2 separate regions of the Homo sapiens genome follow, and region 1 is linked to region 2. Evidence: chromatin loops called from intact Hi-C (ENCODE). Cell type or tissue: mammary epithelial cell. All regions are shown on one strand. Links, peaks and the distances in the headings refer to the core of each region. The heading gives the core; the rest is flanking DNA. Region 1 overlaps GALNT16 (polypeptide N-acetylgalactosaminyltransferase 16). Region 2 overlaps GALNT16-AS1 (GALNT16 and EXD2 antisense RNA 1).

Region 1 (12,417 bases), core at 2,422-10,421, 86 kb before region 2:
CGAGGGAGGATGCCAGAGGCCTGTCCCCCAGCCCCAACTATCTCAGGCAGGCAAGGACCAGGAGACTTCCAGCCTGCCATGTCCAGCCCTGGCCACTTATCTGATGTTATTCTCTGACTTGCAAGCTCAAGGCAGGTCTCCTGGCTATGCCTCACTCATCAAATTCCTGCCTGGAGCTCACCTTTCAGGGTGAGCACAGACCATACGGGACCATGCCTTTCTCTCGGCTTCTCACTCCTTAAGACCTCTGTTAGCAGACCATGAACTGGTCTTTATCTTTGCAGAATTAATGAGAAGTACAGGAGGAAGGTCTAACAGCAGGAAGAGCAAGCTTTAAACATCTTTAGATGTGTTGGCAAATAAAACCATTAGATGTGTCCTTGGGACACCGCCATCCTCACCTTCCTCAGGTACACCCACCACAATGGCCACTGGTTGACGGCCCTCGTCACCAGCTATCTGAGCCTCAGTTTCCTCTACATTCAACTGGGGACACGACCACTCATCTCAGAAGGCTTTTGTGAGAATCAAGTGAATTAAGTGTGAAGCACTTAGCACAGGGCAGGTGCTAAGTAAATGTTAGTTCCTCATTACAAGAAATATTTAGTGACATAACTTATTTTTTCAAAAAAAGGGAGATAGATATGAATAAATAGGGAGAAGATTCATTGATCATCATTAATAGTGTTTTCAAACTTTTCTGACCACAAGCTTAAGTAGGAGATAACTATCTTACATTTGTAATATAATACGCCCCATGTACAGTCAGCCCTCAGTATCTGTGGGTTCTGCATCCATGGATTCAACCAACCTTGGATCAAAAATACTTAGGAAAAAATTTCAGGCCAGGTGCAGTGGCTCATGCCTGTAATCTCAGTACTTTGGGAGGCCAAGATATGCAGATCGCTTGAGATCAGGAGTTCGAGACCAGCCTGGCTGACATGGTGAAACCCCATCTCTATTAAAAACACAAAAAATCAGCTGGGCATGGTGGCACGTGCCTGTAATCCCAGCTACTCTAGAGGACGAGGCAGGAGAATCGCTTGAACCCAGGAGATGGAGGTTGCAGTGAGCCTAGATTGTGCCACTGCACTCCAGCCTGGGTGACAGAATGAGACTCCATCTAGAAAAAAAAAAAAAAATTCCACAAGGTTCCAAAGCCAAACTTGAATTCGCCACGCATCGAGTACCACATTGAATCCATGCAAATGACGTGATGTGTAGGCATTGTATTAGGTATTATAAGTAATCTAGAGATGATTTAAAATATTCAGGAGGTTGTGCATAGGGTATGCAAATACTACACTATTTTATATCAGGGACTTGAGCATCTGTGTGGATTCTGGTATCCGTGGGGGGTCCTGGAACAAATCCCCTGCAGATGCAGAGGGGCAACTGTACATGTGTAGGTACATGCATGCACACACATGCACCCACAACGGAAATAAGAGTTTCATAAGGACAATACTAACCCTTAACTGCAATCAACTCTTATTTTCTATCCTGCTCTGTACTAATCTAATCTATAGGGTTCTACTTCTCTCTCTCTCTTTTTAAATGCTGGTCACGACCCACTAAATTGATTTCACAACCCATCTGCATTTTGAAAATGCTTAACTAGACCATAGTCCTAACAGTCCATGACAGGAAAATAGGCTAACAGATCTCAATTTTGAACAGGGAGTGGAGGCAGAACCCCAAATGCTTTCTGCAGGCAGCCCCCTCCTAAGCAGTTCCACAGATGCCTGTTCTTCTGCAGGCAGCTGTGGACAGGCAGCTCTTTTTCATAAGCGAGCCTTCTCTCCCATGAGATTTCACGCTCCTCAAAGCCTAAGGTCTTGTCTCTGCGGTTGCATTCCCTCCCAGGACCCAAAGAAGCCCATTAGAGTGGGACCTCAGTGGCTGGGGAGGTGGCGGGTGGTTCCCTGGCGTACATACCACTTCGTATTTTGCTGGGGTTGTGCTAATGTGGGTAGAGGGAGTCAGACAGTGGAGCTGGGGGGGCCCACCTGCCGAAGGCCTTCCCGATGGCCGAGGGCCGGGCCTCATAGTAGTATTGCTTGTATTCATCCATCCACACTTCTGCAGTGCGCTTAGTATTCCTAAAAGGAGAGGAAAGAGCAAAATAAGGTCACCAGGGAAGCAACAGGGTTAGCGGTCAGGATCAAGATTAATCGATCCATGAATACAGGACGATGAGAATCTCAGGAGCAAGGTGATACTTGGATGGTATAGATTAGCACGGTCCTTTTGGAAGACAGTCTGTCAATACCCATCGACTTTGTAGGTATGCAGCTAGACTTGGGCAGCTGCTGCTCCAGACGCTGTACGAATAAGCATGAGCTCGACAAGGTGAAGAACCATCCACATGTACGAGGGTGCTCATGACAAGTCCCTCATCCTCCCCTGCCAACCTCCTCAGGAGAGCAGACCGTGGAGTGGTCTTCTAGGACATTACCCACTCTCCCTTGAGACTAGTGCACCCTGTAGCTGGGGATAGGGATGGACAGATGGTTGATCAAGTCAGGGTTGGGGCACAGGCATCCATGACCAGCACTCGGGGCTCCATGAGTGGAGAGCATGGCTTAGTTGGGGATTTGGCCAATTTTCCGAGACTCATATGGACAAAGGAAGTCCATATGAGTCTCAAGGCAAGAGAGACCTGGTGGCAACTCCCTCCACCCCTGAAGGTACCTGCAATCCCAGGATGTTACCAGAGGGGGCAAATGGGGAAACTGAGGCCCAAGAAGTGAGGTGGCTGCCCACAGTCACATAGTGATAACTGGCAAGGCTGGGGGCTTGGGCCTTGGTGTCCTCCTCTGAGTCCCGTGCTCCTTTCTCGGTGACCTACCTGATGTAGGTGAGGGCATTACCCTCAGGGAAGTTGTAGGGGTGCCGTTTCCTGAAGACATGGCCCACCCGGCTGCAGGGGACGATCTCCAGACTGCCACCACACATCCACACCCTGAAGGAGAGCTCTGCAGGAAATAGTAGCCGTCAGGAGGAGGAAGGGGTTCCTTGGCAAGTGAGGGTGGGAAGGGGCTGGCTTCCCTTCCCTTTGGTGTCTCACTGGAGGTACATGTTGGGGTCGGGGCTCCTGGGCCTGCTCAAATGGAGTGCTCCCACTCCTTGCACAGGTTCCTGACTGCCCACTCTACGTGTGTACGTGCACATGCACACACACACATATACACATGATCCCCGTGGCCCATTCCAGGAAGAGCAGTGGAAAAAGCTTGAAGGAACACCAAGAACATAAGTAGAAGGAAAACAACCAAACAGTGGCATCATTTCCAGGCTCTGTCTAGAAAGCCCCAGACAGACATGAGCTAAGGAAAAACACATCTGCTCGTCAGCCAGCTCTGTGCACCTGAGAGGTCGGAAAACCAGCCACCAACCAAACCACAGGCTGCTCCAGCTGGCACCTCTTGGGCTGGCCCCAACCTCCCTCTTGACCCAGTTGGTCTCCTTGTACAGGCTCTCACTGGCCCTCTTGAGCCATGCCTCCTTTTGACAGCGGTGGTGGAGCTGAACCAGCTTTTGTGGATGACTGTGGTCCCCAGTGGTGTCGGGAGAGCAGTGGCCATCCTGCTGCCCAGAAGGGGACCTCAAAAGTTACCACTCTGATCTCCGCTCACCAGTTGCCATTTATGGTAAGGACCCACCTTGACAGCTGGCTGAATCTCACATAATCTCTTTTGATTTCGTACTTTCCTTCATATTAACCCTATAGTCTCTTCCCACTCCTCAGCTGGCTCTAAGGACACTCATGATCTCCAACCAGGCCTGGGGGCTCTCACGTGGCATAGCTGGTCAGGACCCTCCCAGTAACTAGCAAAGGGCAGAGTGGAGGAAGCAGGACTAAAGCCCACCTCTGGCCAGCCTGTGTGCACCAAGTGACGTCCAGATGTGGTTCAGGGCCAGGACCGGACACTTGGCATACCTGGACCCACATGTAAGGATGGCTATATCAATGGGCTTCCCTAGGTCTGCCTATAAACTGCCAGGCATCCGTCCCTTCTCCTGGTCAGAGCTCTGTGTTTGGCCTCAGCAACTAAGGCGTAGAACTGGGCACAGTCCTGGGGGGCCGAAGATCTGCATTCTGGTTCCATTTCTGCCATCCCAACTTTGTTATGCTAGTTAAGTCACTTCATCCCACTCAGCCCATAATGTCTATAATATTATTAACTATTGTTATTATTATCAACAATGGCCATAACAATAGCAGTAACCATCCATTTACTGAGTACTTACTACATGCCATGCTCTTTCTATCCAATATCTAATTCTCACTGCAACCATGTGAAGTCAGGATTTTTAGCCTTATTTTTTTTAACGAGGACGTTGAAGCTCAAAGTTGTTAAATAACCTCTCCAAGGTCACTCAAATATTCAGTTGCAGAAGTGCAGCATCAAGTTCACATTGTGTCCAGCAAGCCACACTGTCAGATTCTTTAGTTCACTCAGCAAATTTTCATTATATGTCAGACACTGCTCTAGATTCCCTTGTACTCTAGCAGGGAAGTGAGAAGACGGGAACTCCATAAAATAAGGGGCAAAAAAATGCAAGTAAACAAGAAAATGCATAAAAATGTAGCATGTCAGCCAGGTGCGGTGGTTCACGCCTGTGATCTTAGGACTTTGGGAGGCTGAGGGCGGCAGATTGCCTGAGCTCAGGAGTTCGAGACCAGCCTGGGCCACATGGTGAAACCCCGTCTCTACTAAAATGCAAAAGAAATTATCCGGGTGTGGCGGCATGCACCTGTAGTCCCAGCTATTTGGAAGGCTGAGGCAGAATTGTTTGAACCCGGGAGGCAGAGGTTTCAGTGAGCCAAGATCGTGCCACTGCACTCCATCCTGGGTGACAGAGGGAGACTCTGTCTCTAAAAATAAATAAATAAATAAAATGAAAAAAATAAAAATAAAAAATAAAATAAATACAGCATATCAGATGGTAGTTAGGGCCATGGAGAAAAATGAATCAGGCTGGGAGCTGAAGAGGGCCAGTGGATGGTGGTGGGGGAGGACTAAGACTATGTTTTAAACCAGGCTGATGAGGGGAGTTGTCACTATAAAAGGGACATTTGAGCCAAGACCTGAAACAGATGAGGGAGCAAGTCCTGTGGCTAGCAGGAGAAGAGCATTCCGGGCAGAGGAGCCGGCAAGGGCAGGTCCCTAGAGGCAACAGCACAGCTGGCAAGTTCAAAGAGGCCATGCTGGCTGGGGGCGGTGGCTCACGCCTACAACCCCAGCCCTTTGGGAGGCTGAGGCGGGTGGATCACCTGAGAGGTCAGGAGTTCGAGACCATCCTGGCCAACGTGGTGAAACCCCGTCTCTACTAAAAATACAAAAATTAGCCGGGCCTGGTGGTGTGTGCCTGTAATCCCAGCTACTCAGAAGGCTGAGGCAGGAGAATCGCTTGAACCCTGGAGGCAGAGAGTGCAATGAGTAAGATTGTGCCACTGCCTTCCAGCCTGGGCAATAAGAGCAAGACTCTGTCTGAAAAAAAAGGAGGCCGTGCAGCCCACGTGGAGTGAGGCAGGGTGGGAGAAGTGGGAAGTGAGGGCAGGGGTGTGGCTGCGGGGCTGCAGGGAAAGGCAGATACCCTGTAGCCAGTAAGGAGTTTGGGTTTTCCTCAGAATGACATGAGAACTCTTGCAAGGTTTTGAGCACAGAAGCAACATAATCTATGTTTTAAAAGGATCCCCAACACATCTTTGTTGGGGATCCTAACCTTGCACATCTGCCAGCCCCACTCAAGGTGGCCTCTGGGCTCCCGAGTTTGGAATTCTTTGGGGACAAAAGAACACGTCTTGGTTTGGAAATCTCCCTTCCTTCAATAAAGGAATAAAAGGAAAGGCTCAAACCCACCAGCGACAGGAGTCTCATAGCTCAAAACTGGTCCCAGCGGCTGAACGTCTGAGCACTGCAGCTAGCCCAGACATTTCTTTGAATTTCTTCTAAGAAACAAAACCCTTGCCAGAACCACTCTGTGGTTCACCTTTCAAGTTCTCCAACCACGGAGCCCTTGCCTCAGGCAGAGTTTGAAATGAGCTGTTTGATCATTCACTTGTTTCTCTGTCTCTAGCCTCAGAAAAAAAAGAAAAAGAAAAAATGGCCTTTGGAGGCAGAGCAAGGAGACTGTGGGTTTCCCAGCTTTCCAAGTCTTCACAGGAAACTGGCTTTGCCAAAGCCCTTCAGGCCGAGATTGAAGACACAAAGCGGGTCACTTGGACCCAAAACACATGAAAGGGGTCAGAATGGAGGGGTCACTGCACCCCAGTTCCCAGAATTTACTTCTCTGAACCCTGCCTGGAAACAGCCTCCAAAAGCAAGTTACAAAGCTGGGGGAGTCCCATGCCCATTCCCACTCCAGCTGGTTTTGAGTCGGGATCAGGCCTGTTGCAAGCCCCCTCACTGCTATTTTCCTCATCAGGGAGAAAGAGTTAAAGAATCCCTGCTCCTAACGTCTCAGAGACATAGACTGTGCCTTTGCCAACGTCCCACAACACATAAGTGGCTCTGGTAAAGGAGCTGCATACGCCCATTAGATGTGGAGTTTCCGGACTGAAATCTAGAAGGCAGCATCCACCTCAGTCTTTCTACCTGTCAAATGGGTGAGATACCACCAGTGCTAGTTATTGCTCAGAACACCTGGTCAGGAAGAAGAAGGAAGCAGTGGGAGAGGGCTCTGTGAAGGACTGGGCCCACCAAGAGGGCAAGAACAGGCCACCAAGGACCTGCCCCTGCTCCTGGAGACCCCCAGAATGGTGCTCCCCACCGCCCCCGTCTCCACGTCGCTGTTTGTGAGACAGCCCCTGGGGGCTGCACTGCTGGGTTCCCTTCCTCAGGCAGACAGGGAGGCACCAGCAGGAGATGACGGGGTGGGGGTAGAGTGAGGGTGAGTGTTTAGCCCTGACACTCTCCACCTGGTGCCATGGGCTGGCTGCATGTGCCCCAAGACCACAGCTCCATCGTGGGGTGCTCCCTCACCCTGTCTTTCAGACCTTGGGGTGGTTACAGCTCCCAGAAGTCACAGCCCTGCCCAGTACTGTGCTGTCCCTATGGTTCCCTCTATCCTGCCCGCACCATGTAAATAAGCCCTTTAATAAACACTCAAGTCGGTTGCACCTTCCGTATTCTGCCAGGACCCTAACTGATGCTCACCCTTTATCTAACCTCCATCTCACTTGCAACCCTGTTTTGCAAATGAAGAAACTGAGGTTCAAAGAGTTGACTGGCTTGCCAGCCCACACATACTGGAGTCCAGAGTTTGGGCTCCGATCCCACTTGGTAACCCTTCCCTGGTACTCTGTGGCCCCAACACCGTGAGCTGAGAAGCAAGTGTGTGAGGGTCCAGCCCCCTCCAGCTCCCTACTGGAACACTTTGCCCCCACCTCTGTCTCCTTCGCTGCTGCTTCAGGGCAGGGAGGGGCAGCTTCCTGTGCTTCTGAGTCTAGAGACTGCCTAATGACAGTGGCCACCAGCACTGTGACCTGCCTTTAACTCATCACCTCATTTAGTACTCATAACAACCTCTTGAGGAAACTCAGACTTTAAAGGGCTTTAACTTGCCCAGGGCCAAACAGCATGCAGGTGGTAGGGTCAGGGTTTGCACCCAGGCCATCTGACTCCATCACTTAGCATTTCACCACCACCCTCTACCACACACCTCCCAGCCTTGCTGGTAGGGAAGCAGCCACGTGTGTAAGCTGTGGTCTGTGATACAGTTGTGTGTTCTTCCACACACATGTCCAGCCATGTGACCACGGGCTCCCCCTAAATAGAACCTCTTTGTTTACTAGCTGTGTGGCTCTGGACAAATTGCTTAACTTCTCTGTGCCTTGGGTTTTAAAATCAGTAAAATGGAGATCATGGTACTTACCTCAGAGGGTCCTTGAGAGAATTAAATGACCTCATGTGTGTAAAGTCCTTAGAGCAGGTCCTCACGCATAGAAAGTGCTCTGTCAGGGTTAACTGTGGTTATTACTGCTACTGTTATTTTCACTGTCACTATTTCCCAACTCACCAAAATTCTCTCCCCCCCAGATGTCCATCTGGGCATCATACTTTCCCAAGTGGTTAAACCAGGACTTGTCGATCACGAAGATTCCTCCAGCTATGACAGGCGTCCTGGGAGCAAGGAGAGGGAAGACGCAACACGTGAGCTGGAGAAGCAAGGAGGCCCTTTAGATGGCCCCAGGACCCAAGACCGTCTGCCTCTAGATCCCTCCCTGCAGAGTCACTGGGGCAGGATGTCTGGCCAGCTCCCTGGCCCCCCACATCTGTTCCCGTGGCCTCTGTCCTCGCTGTCCCTGCATACAGGGTCCGAAGGCCCAGAACAGAGTCAGCACTTAGTGCGCCTCAGGAGCCCAAGCGACCGATACAGCCTCCCAAGAGCCTCCCAGGCCCCTGACCCAGGGAAGGAAGGGGTCCCCCAGAGCCCACCGCAGCTCTGACCTTATGGGCCTGGTGGGGTCTGTCCGGGTCATCTTCTGCTCAAGAGGGATCTGCTCCCACTTGAAATGCAGGCTCCAGTCGAACCCTAAGGGACACAGCAAGGTGAGGACAGAGCTCAGGGCAGAGCTGCGGGCTGCTGAGACCCTTCACTCCACCACCCCTCGGAGTCTCCCCTGATCAGAGCCCTGGGCTCTTCGTGCAGTCCCTCCTTCATTCGGAATGAGCCAAGCTCCTCCTCTCAGGAAGTGTACCATCTACTGGGTAAGACAGAAGCTACAAAGATAAATAAATCAGTGGAGACTATGTCAGCTGGGGATGAAAGTACTAAAAAAAAAAAAAAAAAGAAGAAAACAAAGAAGGAGTGCCCATACTATTAATATTTTAGTTAGAATAGTCAGGAAAGGCTCTCTGGTGACTTTGGAGTAGAGACCTGAATGAAGGATAGATCCATGAAGATACCTGGAGAAAGGGAATTCAAGGCAGGGGCAGCTGCCAGTGCCAAAGCCCTGAGGTGATTTCCCAAAGGGGAAATGCCTGGCTCCCTTCAGAATCCCACTCAGACTCACAATCTAACTAATGGCTGGGTCCATATACTGGGAGTCCAGATCCCAAACAGGAAATCCACTGTGCCCGCCAGCTCCCAGCAACAGATTCTCTAGAGCAGCACAGTTCCATAGAACTCTCTGCAATGATGAAATGTTCTGTATCTGCATTGTCAAATATGGTAGCCACTAACTTCATGTGGCTACTGAGCCTTGAAATGTGGCTAGTACAGTTAAGGAACTGCCTTTTAAGTTTTATTTAATTTGAATTAATGCAAGTTTAAGTAACCAAAGGTGACTATTATCTACTGTACTGAACAGCCCGTCACAGTCCAAAAGAAATATAATGCAAGGCACAAATGTAAGCCAAATACGTAATTCAAAATGTTCTAGTAATCACATCAGAAAAAGAATATATGAAATTAATTTGGACGAAATATTTTTAATGTAATATATCAAAAATATTGTCATTTCAACATGTAATCAATACAAAAAATTACTAATGAGGTATCTTACATTCTTTCACACTAAGTCTGGGTAACCTGTGGGTCTTCTATGCCTATAGCACTCTTAATTCCAACTAGTCACTTTTCAAGACTAGTCATATTTCAAGAGCTCAATAGCCAAATGTGGCTGATAGTTGCCATACACAACACTGGTCTTGACCATCTCTGGGGCGCATGTGTTAGGAAGTCATGTGAGGCTGAGGGCTCCCTACTCCCCATCCTCAAGACAGCTGTCACATCATGGCCTTCTGCCGGGACTTGTGGCCATGATCCCTAGGCTGGCAGCATTTGGGAAGAAAGTGTCAATATTTGGAGGGAGGGAAAGATGAGAGACTAGTCTGGCTCTGCTACTGATTGTATCAGAAGCCTGCAACTGCCAGCTCTGCTCCTTTGTCCCCAGTCCCAGGGCTGCACCCAATCCCTCTTCATTTTCTCTTTGGAGGTGGTGGAAGGGGTGTTCATGAGGGTCTCTGGCACAGCTGGAAAGAGCAGCAAGCAAGGGTTTTTGCCTGCCTAGCCTCACCTACCTCCTTTCATGTCTACAGCCCCACCCCCGGGAGCAGAACTCACCTCCACGAAGGTCAGCAGATGCTGCAAGGTAGGCAAAATTATCCAGACTGATGACATCAATGATGGGACTCACCACGCGGGTGTGGTCCTAGGAGAGAGATGTGAGATGGTGTGAGGCCTGGGACTTCTCTGCAGAAAAAGGCCTAGCTGCCTGCTCTGGGGAGAAGGCCTCTCTGAGACATGGGGCACTCAGCACTTCCTGCAGGGTATGCCCAGGGCCACCCCTCAACCCTGGCAGGCTCCTGGCAGCTGTCCTGCATCACCACACCCAAGCTCCTGGATGTTCCTATTTGGCTCCCATGTACTCTCCAAGCCTCTTCCTCACACATTATTTTGAGCCCTGCTAGAATCTCACCTACTCCATGAAGCCTTCCTTGACTGCTGCAGGCTGAAGGATTTTTTCCTCTTTTAAGCTACTCTTACAATGACAGCCTAGATGATTCCTGGGACAGTGACTCACTGTGCTGCCTGAAGTGGCTCTTCTATTTCTGGTCTGAACTGTTGCTTTATTAATATCATTTACCTTTGTATTATAGTTGTTTGAGTCTTCCCAATGGGACTACTAGCAGCTGGAGGGCAGGGGCTCCGAGGTCCCCATGTAATCTGGGTGCTATCCCTCTCATACCACATCCACTGTTACAAGGTCAGACTCGCCACTCCCCGCATCACCTCCCAGAACACAAATCCAAATCCAAAACCTTGATGAATAATGTTGATTTTGCTGGCCTCTTTTTTGGGGTGGTAGATTATGTCATATACCACATGTAAAACTTCATCACCCTTCATGAGCCTTCTCATCTTTCGCCCTCCATGGGGGACACGGAACAGAGCCTCTTCTTTCTTCTCCTTCCCCACTCTGCTTTCACCCCCAAAATCCTCTTGTCTGGAACTTGGAATCCAGCTCTGCCCCTCAGTTCCCACCCTAGATCAGGATAACGGAAGCCCGGGATGGGGCTGATCAACAGAGACCTTTGATGGTTTTTCAGTGCTCTGTGGAGGGCCTCACCTCATCCTTTTTATAGACTTTTTTTTGTGCTGAGATATAAAATCACAGGTTTAAAGTACACAATTGATGGTTTTTAGTATATTCACAAGATTGTACAACCATCACCACTATCTTGTTCCAGAACATTTCACCACCCCGACAAGAAACCCAATCTACTTTCTGTTTCTATAGATTTGCTTATTCTGGACATTTCCTATGAAAGGAATCATATAATGTATGGCTTTTCGTGACTGGCTTTCACTTCACGTAGGTTTTCAAAGTTCATCCATGTTGTAGCATGTATCAGTTCTTCATTTTTTTAATGTCTGGATAATTCTGTTGTATGGATACACCACATTTTATTTACCCATTCGTCAGTTGATAGGCATTTGGATTTTTTCTACCTTTTGGTTATTCTGAATAGTGCTGCTCTGAAGTTATTGTGTGAACATATGTTTTCATTTCTCTCGGGTCTACACCTAGCAGCTCCACTGCTGGGTCATATGCTAACTAACTTATGTTCAAACTTTCGCAGAACTGCCAGACTGCCTTCCAAAGTGGCTGCCCTACTTTACATTCCTGCCAGCAATATATGAAGGCTCCTGATATGGTTTGGGTATTTATCCCCCCAAATCTCATGTTGAAATGTAATCCCCAAGGTTGGAGATGGGGCCTAGTTAGGGGTGTTTGGGTCATGGGGGTGGATCGTTCATGGCTTGGTGTTGTCTTCCTGACAGTAAGTGACTTCTCGTGAGATCTGGTTAGTTTAGAAGCATGTAGTACCTCCACCCAACTCTCTCTTGCCCCCACTCTCGCCATGTGAGGTACCTACTCCCCCTTCACTTTCTGCCATGAATAAAGCTCCCTGAGGCCTCCTCAGAAGCCAAGCAGATGCCAGTGCCATGCTTGTACAACGTGAGCCGATTAAACCTTTTATTTGTAAGTTATCCAGTCTCAGGTATTTCCTTATAGCAATGCAAGAATGGCCTGATACAGCTCCTATTTCTCCATGTCCTTGCCAGCACTTGTTATTGTCCATCTTTTGGATTCTAGCCATCCTGGTAGGTGTGAAGTGGCATCTCATTATGGTTTTGAGTTGCACTTCCCTAATGACTAATGATGCTGAGCATCTTTTCCTAGGCTTATTGGCCATTTCTATATCTTCCTTGAAAAAATGTCTACTCAAATCCTTTGCCAATTTTTTTTTCTTGAGATGGAGTCTCGCTCAGTTGCCCAGGCTGCAGTGCAGTGGTGTGATCTTGGCTCACTGCAACCTCTGCCTCCCGGGACCAGGTGATTCTCCCGCCTCTGCCTCCCAAGTAGCTGGGAGCACAGGCACCCGCCGTCATGCCCAG
Region 2 (12,417 bases), core at 4,283-12,282:
TCTTCGTTTCAGATTGTAATCCCAAGTGGGTGCAGAACTGGCCCTCCCTGGGATAGGTTTCAATGCTCAGAAATGACAATGAGTGTTGTTTCCTCTCTGGTACTAGGAATGGACTCCAGCAGCATCACAGAATCAAAGCAACACCTAAGGAATTCACTGTTTCTTCACATACTTTGAACTGTGAAAACAAGAGTCATCATAATAGCTGCAGTTTACTCAGTACCTACCAGGTACTGTCACCTATACTGTCTCTAAAGCCCCTACAACCCTGAGCTAAGGATGATCATATCCCCAACTGCAGATGATGACACTGAAGCTCAACGGCTACTCAACTTGCCTGGAATCCTACAGCAAGTAAGTGGTGAAGCTCGGTTTAAGTCCTGTGCCATTTTCAACGCTTGTGTCTGGGTACGAGTACAGGGCTTCTGAGGCCACTGGGAAATCTGCAGTGTGGTCTGAATTTCTGTATGCAGGAGTCTCACTTTCCCTGCCCACAGTTCTCCGTTTTCTCATCCATAAAAGGAGGGATATAAGATGTCCTGGGGTGGGGGGGTCTCACCAACTGTGCCACTTTGAACTTGCATTTCCTCCTTTTCAGGATTTCTCTTAGGCACAGTTCATATTGTTTTAAAGCTGTCAAAGCCAGCACTCAGGGTAAGCTGGGCAAAGTTCCACATGCCCCTGGGGCTCCCAGATGCCCCAGGGAGCTCTCTGCCTCTGGGCCTTTGGTGTGGGGGTTGTGGAGGAGTGGATAACCGAGGGGGAAAGGGTACAGCTCAGTGTAAGGCCCTGGCTCTGGAATTGGACAACCTGAACTTGAATGCTGATCCTGTCACAAATTAAGAGAGTGGTTTGGGCAAATTCTTAACCTCAGTTTCCTCAACTGCAAAATGGGGCACTGACAGCTCTTACCTCACAACTTTGTTGGGAAAGATAGGATGAAATAAAGTCATGTAAAATCCAGTGCCTCATAAGCACCCCCCAGGGGCTCTCTCCTGCAGGCTGTTGCTGGCTGCTGGAGGTGAAAGGGGCCTCCTGAAAGGGACTGCTCACTATTGCTGCCAAGAACAGACCTGATGCCAGCCTCTTTGGCCATGGCTAATGTCCAGCAGTCATAGACTGTCCTGCCCGTGGGTGGGTGGCTGCATCTTCCAGAGCCTCTGCTGAGCAGGCTGGAGGCAAGGCAGGGGAGAGGCACAGAGCAGGGCCCCAGCCTCCCATTTGAGGTGCTGGGCCAGCTCAGAAGCTCTTGCTCTGTCCACAGCAGCAGGGCCCAGAAGGTAGGGAAGGGACCTGATTGGATACCCTTACTGGCCCATGTCTGCTCTAAGCAGGAAAGAAGGCAGGGATGGTGGACAGAATGTATGTTACCAAGCAACAGGCAATGTGCTGATACACGATCTCAGAATACTCATAACGACCCTGTGAGGAAGGCGCAATCATCCCCCTTCCACAGGGGAGGAGACTGATGCCCACGGAGGTGCCAGCATAAAGTGGAGCATGCGCTGCCCACTGCCAGCTGAGCGCACTCAATGCACCAATCGTCTCTAAGGAAAAGATATTTATAAGGTAGTTTCTATAAACCATTATAGATGGAGGAAAGGACTTAGCTCTTTGAAAGGAACTTGGCAGTTTTCTTATTGTCAATCCTCCTCCTCCTACTTGTCTGATAACCCTGGTTTCTTACTTATTAGTTTCTGCCACTGGAGTAAAAATTCCAAGAGGACTGGGGTTCTTGTATATTTTCCTTACCACTGTTTCCCCGGTGCCTATAGTAGTGGCAAATAGTACATGCTTGTTAGTGTGTAGTATTTGTTTTTTTGTTTGTTTGTTTGTCTGAAGCCCTTGGAATGCGATCGCATAGTTATTTGTTGATGGAAGGAAGGGAGAGGAAGAGGGAAGGAGGAGAAAAGGCAGTGTAGCTCTATGAAAAAATGCACTTCTCTCTTAAGCCAAGCACTTGAGAAATGAGTACAGGACTAGAGCACAGACAAAGGGGGTGATTCGTTTAGGGTCAGGGCGGGCCAGTGTAGGGAGTCCCCTGCCAGTGCTTCCTCCCCAAGTCATGGAGCCAGGGCCAAACCTTCCTGCCCCAGGATGAGGGGGGAGAGAAAGTCCTTTGTGGTCCCATGAGAAGTAGCAGAAGGAATGACCCCAATTCTGGTGGACAACTGCAAGAACCATAAATGTTACCAGGGATCATGAAATAACCCAGGTGTTGCATTTGGGAATAATAGGATTGCAGAGGCTGCAGGCTAATTAGAAATGTGTCAAATGATTTTCATTAACAAGCAAGGAATTTGTACAAAGGAGAAATACATAAATAAAACCACTCCTCAGCAGAGTTGATCCCAGAGGCAGAGCCCTTTCCAAGGCCTCTCTGACCTTCCCGTCTCCACTACCTTCTCCTGAGTCACTTCCCCTTCTCCGTAGCCTCTGCAGAGCTGGGTGGCCAAGGTCCTCAGATCAGACTACATGGCCCAAGATGCCAGGTTAGTGCCTACCACATGCCTGTCTTTCCCTTGAATGGGAGCTCCTCTAAGCAGAGACTGGCAGCCTCCTTTTATGTATCATGAGTTTCTAGCACAGTGTTGGGCATCTTGGCAGCACTCGCTAAATATCTAGGCAGAGTAAATGAATGAATGAATATTGAGGGTGGCAGCTGCTGCTACTCCCCATTCTGTCCCATGAAAATGCCAAATAGCCCACTCAGACTGTAAAGCCAGTGCTTGATTGCCCATTGGCGTGGAATTTCCAGTCCCTTCCTTTCCTTTCCTTCTTGAACACCTACCATGCCAGGCACTTCTAGGTACTGGGGATACAAAAATTAATAGAATCTGGTTGTAGCCTCTGAAGAGTCCAGTAATTGACAATGGGGAAATACACATAGATAATCACAAGATGAGTCCGGGTGTGGTGGCTCATGCCTGTAATCCTAGCACTTTGGGAGGCCAAGGCAGGAGGACTGCTTGAGAGCAGGAGTTCGAGACCAGCCTGGGAGACATAGTGAGCCCTCATCTCCATTAAAAATTTAAAAATTATCTGGGCATGGTGGTGCATGCCTGTAGTCTTAGCTATTCATGAGGGTTAGTGGGGAGAATAGCTTGAGCCTAGGAGTTTGAGGTTGCAGTGAGCTATGATCATGCCACTGCACTCCAGCCTGGGTGACAGAGCAAGACCCTGCCTCAGAGGAAAAAAAAATCACAAGATGATATAATAGAGCTCCACAGAAGCACAGATTAGAGCAGTAACACTGAAGCAGGAGAGAAAGAGGGTAGGATTTGGTGGTCAGTTTGAGGTGGATGTGAGAGAAAGGATTTGAGAATAGCGTGTTAAGTTTCTTGATTAGGAGACTAGTGCTTTGGTGTAATGTAACCATTAACTGAAATGGGGAATATAGGAGGAGGAGCCAATTTGGGAGGTGTGTTCAGTGAACTTGAGTTGTCTGTGGTCGGTCCAGGAAGGCATCTATAAATCCAGATATGGAGCTCAGGGAGAGTGGACGTCGCCAGTCAGGTAGAGATGAGAAAGCCAGAAACACAACTGGGGTGAACATGTTGCTGGGTGGCTGCCTATGTACCCAGCACCTAGGCATGGCAGAAAGGCCATGTTGTCAGAGATGAGGGCTTCTGGATGCCTCGTGTGAAGATGGAGAGACAGAAAACTGGCATTTTTTTCTGCCTCTGTCAGATGCCTTAATTCAAGTCCCTGGACCCAGTCTCTTAGGAATACTCATTGCTTTATCGGGAAACCCAGGATGGACCCCTTGACCTAGGGTTTGAATAAAATTTGTCTCCATATCAAAAAGGTCAGGTGACAAGACCAAAGAGAATTTGAAGAGAGATCCATAGTCCTGGTCCTGCATTTCCTTCAGTTTAATGGTGCTTATAATTGATATCTCCATTTTCCTTGTGAAACTGGGAAGTAGAAATTAAAGCAATGTTCCCAGGATTGGTACATATTTTGAAGCTCTCAGCAAGGCTGAAAATATCCATCGATATATTTTGAAGTGTAATTTCTACTCCCTTACCAGTCAAAATAATTGAACGGGAAGAAAAAGCTGTTAATGCAGGAGGCATATAACATCAGATCTACATTGCCTGGAAATTTACCATTTCAAAGCAATTGAAGGCTTTTACAGCCAATGTTTACAGTCCTACATGTCCCCTTCTCACTGAAGCCACCCTCTGAAGCCATCAAAAGGCCCATCAGTCTGGCTTGGACACTGAAATTGCTCACAGTGTCTGGAGCTGATGCCAAAACAGGGAGGATTTTAAAATATCATCCTGCCATTTTATCAGCGTGTAAATTTTATGGAGTTTCCTCCTGGTAGGTGGTAGGAAACAGCTGGGGCTGTCTATCAGTGCTCATGGAGCCAGTGGTGGCAGAGCTCCATGGTGGCATGGCCAGGCACATCCTCCCCACGCACAGCTTGTCTTCTTAGTTGTCCAGTCTAAGTTGACATTTATCCCTTTTGCCCAACAAGAAAATACCTGCCCAGTGACAGTAAGCCAGAGGGCTGCAAGTTTTTTGGCAGAGGGATGGCGCTATGCTGCCTCTCACAGCCTCTGCCTGGACCCTGAATCTCAGCCCGGAGCCCAGCAGGACAGACAGACAATAGACTTTGCCGGCAGCCATCTTCTGTCTTCTGCCAGTACTTGTGTATGGGTGGGTGGGCGGGTGCATGTGTGCACAGGCTCTGTTTTCAATTGGAATTTGACTTCAGGCTTTTCCTGGAATTACTAATTTCTTTCCTCCTATTTGTGTCCACCGGAGAAAATTTCTAAATCCATGTCTGATCACTTGTCTTTCCTTCCACCTCTGAATCACTTATCTTTACAAAGACCACTACCTAAAGATGGAGCACGCAGTATTTTCTTGGGCAACTGGGACAACTGGGAGATGGGAAACCTGGGTTTTAGAAATGACACTTCAGAATATATCGATGGATATCTTCAGCCATACTGACAGCTTCAAGATACATACCAATTCCAGGAACACTGCTTTAATTTCCACTTCAGTAGCTGATATGCTGTCAGCTAGCATGGTGACCCTGGAAAAGTCACTTATCTGGGCCTCTTCCTCATGTTTATGGGGAGGGCTTTGGGAAAAAAAGGAAGGAAGAAAAAGAAAAGAAGAGAAAAGAAAAAAGAAAAGAAGAAAGAAAAAAGTACTTGGAAGGTCCTTTCAAGTGCTAGCATTTTAGAATTCTATTTACTTGTTTTAATGTTTTAAACCATTCCCTGCCTCAGCAAGAATGATGGGCAATCAACTAGGATACAATTTTCTTTATTATCATTTGATCCCCCCCTCTACATCTTACACACACACAGACATACACACACACACACACACACACACACACACATCCCAACAACTGAAAATAGTCCATTTGTTCAAGAATCTGGAAACTTCTGGATTACAGCAGACTAAAAAAGGAGAAATTGGAAGAATGTACAAGAAATTGGTACATCTGGGGATGCCTCTGAGGAGGGGAGTTTGAGGGGAGCATGAGTAGGAGAGAGACCTTCATTGTATACCCTTTGTGCCTTTTCAATTTTTTTTACCTCTTTACCTAAAATTCTTTTCCAGCAAGAAAAAAGTTTTCCTTCCTCTTTCTTCTACCTCAGGCCTCTCTGCAGCTCAGTGCCTAGGGGAAGAGGAGCCCAGTGACTGAGCTGGAGTCACACGCTGGAAGCTGCCTTCAGACCAGACCCTCCCTAAGGGTCCCTCTCTAGCCAGGCTGGCCAACAGCCTTGCTCCCCCGGCTGCCCCATGGGCCTGGAGGGGTTCTGTGGGTGCACACCCGCTGCTGGCTACCCCTGCCGCCGGCACTCATCTGAGCTGTCGAGCTGTGTAGGGATTCCATTCAGAGTGCTCCAGTAAGGGACTGGCCCCATAGCTCCAGCAGCAGATGGGCAAAGAGGCCTAAGAATTCAGCAAAAGGGGAAGTACATCCAGCCTTAAATTCTCCAGGCTGTGCCATCCCCTTTCAAATGCAGACTGCCTTTGTTTGTTTTCTACTACTAATATAACATGAGGACAGGCTCATAAAAAATAATAAAAGGGCAAGAGATGAGTAGGAGACAGGGTCCTCACAGATCCCTTTGTTCCTGGCCTTATCCCCAAACTGCTTGCCTCCATGTGGCAGAGCTGAGCTGCAGGGTCTCTGGCAGGGTCCCACTGCCCTGGTCTCCCCAGTGCCTGCTCCTCATCAACTTTCCCTCATGACATCCAGCCTCCACCTGACCTTCCTCTTTTGATTCTAACCTTTAATGGGTGCTGGCCCATCACTTGTGTGTCCTATGTTCTCTATGCCCCTCCTCAGATTTCTGATCCCCCCCATTACCTGTTTCACCGACTTATGGCACTGCCACACTGCCAAGAATAGCCATCATCACTGAGGTCTGCTTCCTAGTCTGGAGCTCTCACTTGCCCCACAACCGAGATTGTTCGAGGTAGGAGCCTCTACCGTCCATTCACATACCCCATACCCTACATCTTTCCAGAATCAACACAGCCAATCTCCCCTTAGCAAGTAAAAAATATTCATGTCCTTCCTTTGTATGACCCCTTACTGGGAATCCAGAGATCATGATGCTTAGGTCTTGTAAGTGGTCTCCGTGGATAGGGTGGGAAGAGGCCACATTGGTCTTCTGAAGTCCTAACTCTCTTTGCTAAAAGATACTCTTTTGAAAATGGCTCTGCACGCTGCCCATGCTCAATCTGGGGTGTCCTGGCTGTGCTGGAGCACTGACTGCTGACCTCACATTGCAGGCCCCAGTGTTTGCCACTGCAATGAGCAGCCTCTCCTGCCTCCCCAGCTGCACACAGGCCCAGGTGGGGCTGGGCTGTCCCCAAGCAGGCCACGGGAAGGTGGAGGCAAGAAGATCATCGGGAAGCCATGACAGTCAGACAAGCAGCAGCAGATGGGGATGTGCACTGGGTGGAGTGGACAAATAGCACGAGGAAAATCAGCTTTGGGGACAGAAAAAGCCAAGTGGGAAGTGTAATAAATACTAAAACCAGAAAAGCCTGAAGACAGTCCATCTAGGGAGCAGCAGGAGGATGGCTAACATCACTGGAGTTTAGGTCGAAGGGGAGGACAGCAGGAGGGGTCGAGGTGGTCAGTATTCCAGGGGCTAGGGACAAGAGAAATGGCACAACATAAGTCTCTCGGGAAGGGTCACTCACCTTCCAAGCTGTTGGACTCATTGGCTGCCACAAGAAGAATCTATTTAAAACACACCAGGCATTTTGCCTCATTCTGTTTCCCTGCCCAGAAAAGGCTGGAGCCGAAGGCTGAGGGAGAGGGAAGGATTCCAGCATCAGGACCCTGCATGGATGACATGGCTGAGACCATTCAGGATGGGGAAGATCCCTGCTCCATCCTGAATGACCCACACTTACATCCCCCACCCCCACCTAAGCTGCCAGGCCACTAAACTCCTCGCATATTGAACACAGTCCCAAAGGCAGCTTGTGGTACCATTTCCACTGGGAAATACTCAATGGCTTCCTTCATCCTGTTTTCAAGCTTGTCAGAAAGCAGATGCTGCTCAAATCTGACAGCTGCTCTTAAGGGCACGCTCAAAGGGCACTCCCTGACCAGTGGGAATATTCTTAATGATGACTGAGAGGCCTTGGGTGTTTAGACTATGGCAAGACAAAGGAGCGAGCATGAAAGGGCATCAAGGGTAAAATGGCCCTAGGGAAACCATACGGGACTTGAATTGGAAAACACCAACAGCCTCGCTCCTTTCTCTGGACTGTGTATCTTTGGGAAGTTCTAATTTGGAGAAGACCTGACTCCTTATCCACCTGCCACAGAGAAAGTATTAATAAAATATGAGGCTAGGGTCTATGAGAAGTGGCCCAGGAAAGCCATCTATGCAAATTTTGTTTCCTTCCTACTTGAGAGGGTTGGGGATGAGAGGTCCTTCCTTCCCTGGCTCATAAGCCCATGAGTTGTGTAAAACACTGTTCAAGAAGGCAGAATATAAGCCCTCTGTTGTGCATGATATTCATATTCTTGAAAGAATTAGTGTATAAATCAAATTTTACCTGCCAGAGAAGCTGGCTTTTCAAAATAAATTTGAAGTCAATCCTATGTTTAAACAGAAGGATGGCTTGTAAAGGTGAATAACCATCCTAGGTCACAATTTGCAAATTGGGAACTCTGAATGTCTGACTTGGATGGTGGGGCAGGGGGTTCTGTCTAGAGATTAATCTATGGTTTGCTTTTAGGTTGCAACTAAGCATTACTTTAAAACAAACAAAAGACTGAGTTTTTAAAGAACATTTTTAATGGAAAATTTCAAATATATATATATATATATATAGAGAGAGAGGGGGCCCACTATGATAAACACACAGCTTCAGTGATTCTCAACCCATGGCCAATCCTGTGAGAAACATGAACTTTTGAACCAGCTGACAGATATAGAGGATGAACTTCGTGGTACAGAACAAAAAGAAGTAGTCCTACTCAGGCTGCAGTATCCAAAACGTTTCTGCATAAATGCCCTAAACTAGAGCCTAAAGTGTGAAACAAAGGGGTGGAGAATATTATTGGTTCGCGACCAAATAAGAAACCTGGGAATTAAAACACAAAACAAAACCACACACACATACAATCTCTCTGAGGGATGCAAATTAATAGTAACACTGGTTGCCTTCAAGGAGGGCAGAAAGACTGGAGCGATTTTCATTATATGTTTTTTAAAAATTTTATACTATGTGCACATTTTACCTATTTTTAAAAATTAACTTACTAAAAACAAACATGAAGCTTTGCAATAACCAAATCCACTAGATGTGACAAAAGGGAAAACTGTCTGGACTCAATATATAAGAGGACTTATATTCTGCCTTACTGAACAGTGTTTTACACAACTCATGGGCTTATGAGCCAGGGAAGGACGGACCTCTCATCCCCAACCCTCTCAAGTAGGAAGGAAACAAAATTTGCATGGATGGCTTTCCTGGGCCACTTCTCCTACACCCTAGCCTTATATTCTATTAATACTTTCTCTGTGGCAGGTGGATCTTCATCACATTTTGATCTGGATTTACTGTTTTATAGTAATTTTCTCAGCTAGAAGAATGCACAACCTTCCAATCCCAAAACGTACATCATTAGAATAGGTGCTTCACAAAATATTAAAAACACCAGCCCCTGGTGGTTATATGGATATATGCATTTGTCAAAATTCATTGAGTTGTATTCTTAGATGTGTGCACTTTATCATATGTTACTTATACTGCACTTTAATAAAGTATTGCTAAAAACAAAACAAAAAATCACAGTCCTTGTGGACAAATAAGCCAAAAAATCACCACTTAGAGGTTTGTTGGGTTGGTGGTTCAGAGAAAGCTGCTGTTATGAGGAAACATTATGTGGACTTTTTGCAAAAACTTACTCTTTGGAAACCACCACTACAGCATGTGCTTTTGGTTAAGCATTCCATGGCTGAAACGCAACTCTATGCTGAAATGCCGAGAGGATGAGGCAAAATCTTGGCCAAGGTCAAGTTCTGTTGATGGTCTGAGAGGGGGATGGCAGCCAAGTGCTCTGCACTTGTATAACATTTAAAAAAGAAAAACTAACCTAAGTCATCTTCTGTTCCTTTTTGTAGCCAACTTTAGTCCTGCTCATTGTGTCCAAGAACTCAGAGGCAGCCATATGTGCAACAGCTCAGGCTTACCAAACCTCCAGGGCCAAACATACATATCGTGATTAAAAAGAAACGAAGCCAGCCAACAGGGCTTTAGTTGATTCCATGGGATATAAGGAGAAATTTCAGAATTTTAGATAAAGTTAGGGTCCATCGAGGAGAGGGCAGAGAAATGTAGTTGAGCTTCCTGTTTGGCTAGCTGCCTACTTTTTCTGAAACAAACAACAAAAGGACCCCAATTTGGTAAAAGCAGGGGCTCATGTCTAGATCTAGGTGATTATTGTGGAAAGAGCTCCAAGATGAACACATTTGATACAAATCTGTGTTACACAATGAAAAGCCAATCCACTTTGGGACTGAAACTAAGCACAAGGATGGACTAGAAATTGTATTTTCTGTCAGGTCATAGGGGATGGAGATATAGAAAGAAATGTCTTCAGCAGCTTATAAAATGCAAACTTTACATTTTGCACATGTCTGTCTAGCTGATGCCCAGGCAAAGGCAAAGGCAAGCAGGACAAAGTCCAAGGCATGTCAGGGTTATACAAAACAGGCTCCGGAGATGCTTCCCTGTCTCCCTGTGAGTTCTTCATGTCTTAGCACTCATGGATGGGTAAGAACACGTTAACAGTGTGGACGCCTCCAATATTCTTGGGCTGTTACAACCCCACACACAAAACACAGAAAGAGTATTTTTACTTATTGGTTTAAGGTTTTTTTTTCAAAGTACCCAATTCAATTCTCCATTACATACATATATACATACATATATGTGTGTATATATACATATGTATATATACACACATATATACGTATATATGTATATATACGTGTGTGTGTGTATATATATATAAAATCTTAATTTCTTTATCCTTAAAATGAGAAACAGTCTTTCCCCACTCAATATCCTCCCATCTACAACACCTGGCACACTTGCCTCATTTCCCTTTTACACTTATCTCCTATTAAATCCTAGAGCACTGGCAATGTGGTTAAACATACAGATTTCCCTTCTCTCTTTCTGATTATTCAGTGGACTGGGCGATAGGGAAATGTGAGCTCCCCACACACAGACATCTCTGGTGAGACAGGTATTCTGACACCAGATGGAGAGAGCAGGCTTCTCCCTAGTCAATGAGGCCATGGTGTGGCATCCTGCTTCCCTCATTACCCTTCTTTCCATGCAGTCTCCATTCCCAGCGCTGGGGGTGGGACGAGAGTGTGCAACAAAGCAGAAAGTACACAGTACTCAAGGGAAAGGGCCACATAAGGAAACAGTGGGGTGGATTACAGAATGCTACAGCTAGGAGGGCCCTTACAGCACATCTAATTCAAACCTCTATAGATACAGAAAGGAGCCCAGAAAAGTGATCTGTCCAAAGGCACACAGCTGGTGGCTGGAACCAGAACCTCAGTCACCAGCACACTTTTTTTTGATCCTCCAATACATGACAGAACTAGGTATAGGAAAGAGCAAAATTTAAAGTTCAGTTCATGAACAAGCCCCCAGCCTACCCCATCCCCACTAAACAAACATACCTCCTTTAAAATTATCCATGTTTCAGTCTCATTCCTTTTCAGCCCCCTGTAGCTGACTAAGCTCAAAATTCTGTTTCTTACCCAGGACTTAATAGATACCCTGGTGGCCTGAGTGGCCAGAATCTCAACTCCGCCCTGGCGTGCTGCAGCCTGAGAAGGGAGATCTTTAGGAAGCAGAAGTAGGGGCCGGGTGCGATGGCTCACGCCTGTAATCCCAGCACTTTGGGAGGCTGAGGCGGGCGGATCACCTAAGGTCAGGAGTTCGAGACCAGCCTGACCAACATGGTGAAACCACGTCTCTACTAAAAATACAAGAATTAGCCAGGTGCGGTGGTGCACGCCTGTAACCCCAGCTACTTGGGAGGCTGAAGCAGGAGACTCGCTTAAATCCAGGAGGCAGAGTTTGCAGGGAGCCAAGATTGCATCACTGCACTCCAGCCTGGATGACATGAGCAAAACTCTGTCTCAAAAAAAAAAAAAAAACAAAAAAAAAAGCAGCAGCAGCAGAAGCAGATTCTAAGTAGCCATTTCAACTCAGGAATTTTCTGAACCCAAACATCATGCTTATAATAATGCTGCCTGTAAACTCGGCAGCTTTTGAAGCTTATGCTGGGAGAAAGGCAACAGGCTACCCATCCAGCAAGAGAGAAAAATTCAAGAATAACAAATAGCAAAAAGCAAATGCTTTGAGTTCAGTCTGGAGGGTATGACATTATCTCCATTCAGTCACAACACAAAATGACCTTTGAGGCAGCCTGCACCACATCAGAAGGGGGTACAACCCAGGATGCATGAACTAGGTCCTTTGACAACTCTGTTCCTCTGCAAAGGCAGTTCTTGATTATCTCTCAAATGATTAACCATTTGGTCCAGTTACCCAGTTTCTAGGGGCCTTCAACCAGAGTTGGCCACAGATAAAGCTGGTTAAAAAAAAAATGGTCTAATGTACTTCCCACCTTTCTAAATAACATGCTAGCATTTAAGCAAGGCCTTGCTTCCTCAAGCAAAGGGAGTGACTAATACGTCTCCTAGCAGGCTGGTGGAATCGGTACTTTTGAACACATGGGCTGTGTGGCTGCACGTCATCCCTACTCCATTGCCTGATGCAAAACTACTCCAGGACTGGGACAGGCAGAAGGTGCTGGGCTCTTGCACAAGGGGTATCTTGGTGAATGCCTGAAAATTATACCTGAATTCCAAA

Evidence for each region. Hi-C counts contacts between places; a loop is a spot of excess contacts. Peaks named below come from ENCODE experiments on the same cell type or tissue, not always from the same donor. Only the 100,000 strongest peaks of a DNase experiment are listed, where the experiment ranks them.
Region 1: it touches region 2 in a loop (2.7-fold over the local background); 27 of 110 quality-filtered maps call a loop at or near these places.

What each region holds. Positions count from the first base shown.
Region 1 is chr14:69,329,212-69,341,628 of GRCh38, reverse strand. It overlaps GALNT16 (polypeptide N-acetylgalactosaminyltransferase 16), which reads right to left. Exons shown (of 15, transcript NM_001168368.2): 7 at 10,078-10,165; 8 at 8,460-8,544; 9 at 8,029-8,132; 10 at 2,852-2,978; 11 at 2,010-2,102. Among named protein-coding and RNA genes, the nearest start is that of ERH, 63 kb to the left of the region's middle. RefSeq lists enhancers at 6,389-6,889, 6,890-7,390. In mammary epithelial cell, for the core only: no CTCF peak of the experiment used is centred there; a DNase peak (open chromatin) is centred at 6,028.
Region 2 is chr14:69,244,991-69,257,407 of GRCh38, reverse strand. It overlaps GALNT16-AS1 (GALNT16 and EXD2 antisense RNA 1), which reads left to right. Exons shown (of 4, transcript NR_184249.1): 2 at 107-354. Among named protein-coding and RNA genes, the nearest start is that of GALNT16, 9.0 kb to the left of the region's middle. In mammary epithelial cell, for the core only: a CTCF peak has its summit at 9,178 (motif pointing left); no DNase peak of the experiment used is centred there.